Regions from separate parts of the Homo sapiens genome. Here region 1 is linked to region 2. Evidence: chromatin contacts called from ENCODE POLR2A ChIA-PET data. All regions are on one chromosome and are shown on one strand. Each heading gives the region's core, a stretch centred on a gene start or an enhancer-like site at or near the end of the contact. The rest is flanking DNA. Distances are from core to core; before and after follow the strand shown.

Region 1 (3,071 bases), core at 455-2,954, 43 kb after region 2:
TGGTCACCTTTTAGTGTAACTGCAAACTAAGAACAATTATGGCTTGACATATACTCCATGTAGGGAAGTGATGGGAGAGGCAGCCTCTGTGTGGTCCATCCTTGGAAGCACTGCATCGATTTTGCTCCCCTCTGGTTTTAAGGAGATCTTTTAGACCTGTAAGAAGAGAAAGGGGATATAAAAGTGTGATAGTCTGACTCTGGCTTCAGATTGGGTTGTGTTTGGAAAGTACCGAGTTCATAGAATAGATAACTGAGCTTTCCTGCTGCTATGCATTCATTATGGATTATAGGGGTTGCTTTTTTCAACCATGAAAGACTTGGGGAAAATGTTGTCAGTTTTGCTTAGATAGTTATAGCTGTACTTCAAGGTTGACTGGTAATCAGGGTAACTTCTGATACTTATCACACAAGATGGTGCCTCAGCATTTAAATAAATGGAGGTAGGGGAGGGCGTGGTGGTAACATACTTTTAAACCAGCGATTGCACAGCAAACCACAATGCAAGTATTTCTGACTCCCAAGATTGCCGTTTCCTAAAGAGCAATTCTTCTGCAGGCAACAGCAAACCTACCTTTCCTTGCTAACTGCTTTCAGTAAATTCTTGATGGCCTTCGATTCTGGATTCAGACATCTCTTCTCACCCTTCTTTTTCATTGTAGCACTGTAGAAATAAATAGGGATGAAAATATTTAAAACTGTGTTGGGTCAATAAAACAGATGGCATACGCAGTTCTGAAGTCAGACATTTAAGTTTCACTCTGCATGTTTTTGTTTGCTGTACATTAGTTTTAGAATCATCACAAACCCTTTACTGATCTTTTTTTATTATCATTACATATTTAATACAGTATATAATTACAACCAGGGAAGTGATAATCAGATGGGATTTCACTCACATGATCTCAACACGTGGACAAAATTGGCTTGCAGGAATAATTTCAAGTTTTTCTAAAGACCTTGGATTAACAGGTTGATTACTAATGCTGATGCAGGTACAGCGTACAGTTCTAGAGAGAGGTACTCCTGTAGGAAAAGAGGAACAGCAGAGAAGGTTAGCACAGTGTTCATTTTAGGCATTTAATGTAGACTGGTGGTATTTAGCAGAACCTATATCCCCATATCAGCAAATAGTCACTTAATCTGAGGAGGAATGGATCACATCATAACACAACTGTAAATGATTAAAGAGTTGATTATCTGGAAGAAAAGAATTGCAGCTTGTTGATTATAAAGTCAAACCCTTAAGCACAGTTCATGTGGTTCATTGAGCTTAGTTAGGTAAGGAAGTATCTGTATCTCATCTCTGTCCGCATTCCCTCACATTTTCTCTCTCTATCCTCCCTCTTCCCCATCTCTTCTGTCCTCCTTCCCTTTTTCCTTCTCTTTCTCTTATTCTATTTGTTTCTCTCACTTCAATTCATATAAGTTTTATGATCTGAGGGAATCTCTATTTATTTCCCTCTTATTTATAAGCATGCAGTGAAACTTTTACAAATACATTATTTCTGTATTTTTAGAATTTATACCTATTCCTATTTCTCATTTTACAAATTAAGTATCCTTTGATGTTCCTTACCTTGAATGCCACTTAGAGTCAGAAAGATAAGGCAGCAAATCAGAATGGCAGTTTGATTCATGGTGCTGAGACTGGAGGTTCCTCTGCTGTAGGCTCAGAATATGTCTAAGCAATTGAGGAATGTCTCAGAAAACGTGGGGCTAGTGTGCCATATTTATCTGCAAAGCCATTTTCCCTCCCTAATTCTGATTGGATAAGGGCATTACAGTTGACTTAGCAAAACCTGCTGGCTGTTCCTGGGGAAGTCCCATGTTGCAGACTCGAAGGTATTATTTATTGTAGCCTCCAAGTTACGGAATTTCCCTCTGCTCCTCTTTTTTTGGTAATAGTGAATTAGGTTTCACTTTCCAAAACATGAACTGTTTCTTGAAAAAAAGAACTTCATTGCATATAGAAAAAAACAAAGGTTGCAATCCATTCTAACTATAATGCTTTTTCTCAACACTTAAACTTTTACAGTTACTTTCAGAGGTTATTTTTCAAAATATCCCCAGTAATAGAAATTTTTCATCCTTTATAGGTAAACCTAATTTTTTGGTAACAGCAAGTTGTGCCTGATTATTAGAACAGTGATTTACCTGGACAGTCCTCCTTGATCAAATACTATAAAGTAATAGGACTGGCCTGCTTTGACAGGGTCAAAGATCTGGAACTGGCAAGTTTTAAATAATTCAATAAATGCTTTGATCATTCATAACACCATTAGATTAAGTAAATAGCCTCCAACATAACTATTTTGAGGGAAAACATTGCTCATTTGGGTATCTGATTTGTGGTGTGTTAAAACAAGTTTCACGTCTTATAGCAGTCCCTGAATGAAAACATCATAAGATGGTATCTAGAATGGTGTGAGAAAAGGATTCATAGCTATCCTAGGGTTATTGTAAAAAACAAAGGGTGCTTTTTGAGGAAATGAATTTAAAAGCGGGGGGGCACGCATAGAGACAGACCTTGGGAAAGTAGCTTGAGACAGAAGGGAAACAGGTTGATTTACGATGGGGTTCAGCTCCAAGACACTGTTAAATGCAAAGAAAAAGAAAAAAAAAGTGTTGGCCATTGAGCTAGTAACAGTGATAACTGAAATTGGCACAATTTTAACTGGATGATGAATCGTGGCAAAACTTAATTTCACAGCATTCAATAGTACTTGACTGATTATTCATAGTAGCTAGCAGTAGAAAGCACATGATACTCATATAATGGAACACATGTTGAACCTGAGAGTGGAAATTTAGCAGTATCCATGGATATAGTGGTCCTTGGTTGTGTTCTTTGCAAATGATTAGTAACAGGGAATCCAAGATGAAATACTGTTTCAAAGGCAGGCACCACCCTGCAATGAGAGATCTGAGGCAAGTGATATTTAGAACCTAGGAAAATATATGGGAGTTCTTTTCATAGTCAGCTGGGCTGCAACAATGCAGGGATTGGTCAGGGAATGGAAAAGCTTCCATCCTAGGATCAGGCTACTGTACTAGGCAGATACTGTCTCA
Region 2 (3,181 bases), core at 505-3,004:
AAGAAGCTTCCCCTGGCAAGGTGGTGACAATCTGAACATAAAGTAATTAAAATAATAATACTAAAAAAAAGTTTTAAAGTACATAAAAAGGTAGTTATAATGTCAATGAAATACATATAACTTGACTTTTATTGATTTGACTAAGTAGGTAAGAATTACTATATATGGATATTTTATTTCTTCCAAAAAAAATACAATGTTTCTATCTGTGTAAGCAGGACAGAGTGAACAAAATCTTGGGAATGATTCAAAAAGTCTTGGAAAAATAGCAAATACACCAGGTAGAAAGATAGCCCAGTGGCTGATAAGAATTGTTGGTTATCCCAATAACCAATTAAAAAGAGCTTCTTCCAGTGTGTTCAATGCTTCCTCTAAAGAGCAATGCTAACTATACAGACGCAATCCTTTATCTCCTAGTAAAGGAAATCTCTATTATTATTATTATTTTTTTTTTTTGAGACAGAGGCTGGAGTGCAATGGCGCGATCTCGGCTCACTGCAACCTCCGCCTCCCAGGTTCAAGCAATTCTCCTGACTGAGCCTCCCAAGTAGCTGGGATTACAGGCACGCACCACCATGCCCGGCTTATTTTGTATTTTTAGTAGAGACAGGGTTTCTCCATGTAGGTCAGGCTGGTCTCGAACTCCCGACCTCAGGTGATCCTCCTGCCTCGGCCTCCCAAAGTGCTGGGATTACAGGCGTGAGCCACCGCGCCTGGCGGAAATCTTTATTATTTTTTAAAAACCTACTAATCATCATAAAGCACTATAAAGAAATATACATACACATTTTTTTCCATTTAAAAAAAAATTTAGAGGTGGGATCTTGCTATGTTGCCTAGGCTGCAGTGTAGTGGCTATTCACAGGCATGCTCATACCACACCTCAGCCTCAAACTCCTGACCTCAAGCAATCCTCCTGCCTCAGCCTCCCAAGAAGCCGGGACTACAGGTGCACCTGGCATATATATTAATTTAATAATGCCCACAGACCAGTTTGGTGGGGTACTGCCAGGAAAATAAAACTTAAAGAAATCCTAATTACTTGGAAAGCCATTAAGTCTCTATACTCAAAATATCAAATCTCTATGACCTACAAGGACTTCAAGAGTAACATGACATAGGTAAAAGCCTTTAGACTAGGGGTTCAAGTTTGGAGTCCCTTGGGCTATACTGCCAGGTCCCATGTACCAGCTGAGTATCAATCAGTTGACAACCCAGGGCCTGAAACCTTGGCTTGTCTGAGACAGTATTCTTTTTCTTTTTGGCCTAATCAAATTACTAAAATCCTAAAGTAGTATAAAAATGATAGAAATACAAAAAACCTGAGAAAGTCTAAAAGAAAACAAATATTCATCTAAAGACTTGGCATTTCTACAAGTTGTGCTATAGGATATTAGTACGTTTTGTGATCATATTTGCGTACTTATCTGCTGTAAAGAGGTTTGAAAAGCAGATGTATTAAATTTGGAAATGTCTTAGTCCCTAGAAGCAGAGACTGATTTATTACAAGTGATTTGTTGGGGGTATGATCTCAGAAAGGAAGTGAAGGAAGGAGGATAGTGCAGAGACACGCAAAGCAAAGCAAGGATGTGCCCTTGACTGGAGACTAGCTTTAGTCCCAACACAGGAAAACACTGGAGCACATCCTGCATTGGAGTCAGAGCCACCCTGAGGTAATGGGCTGGGCTTTTGTACCACATGATAATGGGCTGTGGGCTACTAGGGTAGGAGGACACCTCCCAGGCACTAGGACTCCGATTTAGCTGAGGACAATGTTGCAGAGAAAGGGCAGCTGAGGGCCACCAGCAGCTGACATTCACAACAAGTGGGGCAAACAGGTACACCGGCCTCGTGAAGGGAATGTCAGCCAGGACTCAACCCCAACCACTAAAAGGACAATGATGAAATGCTCAAACTGACTGTCTAATGGGTAAGTTTACTAATTTAAGGCATTATAAAAATGACAAGTTGTGATTAGGATTCTACATGCATATGAGATTTGAATGACTAGAAGAAATCATCTCAAAAGGTTAAAGAGCATCCTGTAGGGTTAGTGTGCTGGAAGAATAGAAAGATCACAGTGTAGCTGAAAACAATATGATATCAGAAACACAGGCTGGAAGCAGATCATGCAGGCACTTTTGAGCCAGGTTATTAAGTTTCCGTTTTACTCTAAGTATAAATGAGAAGCCATAGAAGGATTTTTAGGAAAGGATAATACATTATAATTTACGTTTTCTGAAGATAATTAGCTTAGAGGCTGTTCTCATTTAAATATATATGAACGCAGCACACATGAACACAGCACAATTTATTCATCCAACTACTGGTCCTACCATTCGCAGATCTGGATCCAATACGGTATGATTGCAGGAGAGAAGATCTTTCACCTCTTGAGGAAAATTACTTAGGTACTCTGGGTAGCAGTGACTAATCTGTAACAAAGCAAAGGCTCTTCTGAAGTTGCTCTCTTTCTCTCCTATAATTCAGATGCATACATTTAGGATGTTCTGCAAAACGAGAGTAAAAGGCTATGTTTCATAGAAGTAGATGGTTCCAAACAACCTTCTTTTCCTTCTACATGTTAATTTCTCCAACATTTATCATGGTTTCTCTAGTCTTAGTAATATTTATGGCATGATTTAGTACCTGCTTTTATGATGAATTTGAAGAAAAAAAATAGTCTTAAAGTTTTGTCCTGGTTAGTTATGCAAAAAGATCTAGTGACATTCTCTAACTCATGATAGGGAGAAAATAAAATTTGCAAAAAGGGAAAGTTAGAAAAATATTTTAATTAAGTTCCCATTCCAGAGTGGAATAAGGTTGAGTATTAGTGAAAAAACATTCAGCAAACTGTGTGTTAATACTGGTCTTTATTTAAGCAATTATATTCTTACCTGTGCCATAAACATCACCAGCTCTGCTAGTTCTTTGCTGGGTTTATTTGGTTGCAATTTGAAAATCTCCACATTGGATTTGTAGTGATTATACTGCTGTAGAAACTGCAGAAAAATAAAATTTAAGTTTGTCACATTGTATTACATGACTTTCTCAGTACAGACATTCAGTAGAGAAATTCTTAGTAGAAACTGTTGACGATCACATGGAGAAAAAGATAATGCAAAAGTATATAAAAACACTCCTTTTGCCTTATCTGCATTCTTCAAAGTGCGCTTTTTAA

Evidence for each region. ChIA-PET counts read pairs that join two places held with the same protein, here RNA polymerase II (POLR2A).
Region 1: POLR2A ChIA-PET joins it to region 2 with 12 read pairs in activated T-cell. The contact joins the promoter of CXCL10 here to the promoter of SDAD1-AS1 in region 2. POLR2A ChIA-PET finds 5 or more read pairs at or near these places in 4 of 52 experiments (H1, OCI-LY7, activated CD8-positive, alpha-beta memory T cell and 1 more).

The regions. Positions count from the first base shown.
Region 1 is chr4:76,021,793-76,024,863 of GRCh38, forward strand. It overlaps CXCL10 (C-X-C motif chemokine ligand 10), which reads right to left and starts at 1,705. Exons shown (of 4, transcript NM_001565.4): 1 at 1,579-1,705; 2 at 899-1,025; 3 at 574-663; 4 at 1-156. The coding sequence starts at 1,639. The coding sequence ends at 138. It also overlaps a transcript of ART3 not described here.
Region 2 is chr4:75,979,036-75,982,216 of GRCh38, forward strand. It overlaps SDAD1-AS1 (SDAD1 antisense RNA 1), which reads left to right and starts at 1,755. Exons shown (of 3, transcript NR_125906.1): 1 at 1,755-1,930. SDAD1 (SDA1 domain containing 1) reads right to left here. Exons shown (of 22, transcript NM_018115.4): 2 at 2,898-3,002; 3 at 2,337-2,435.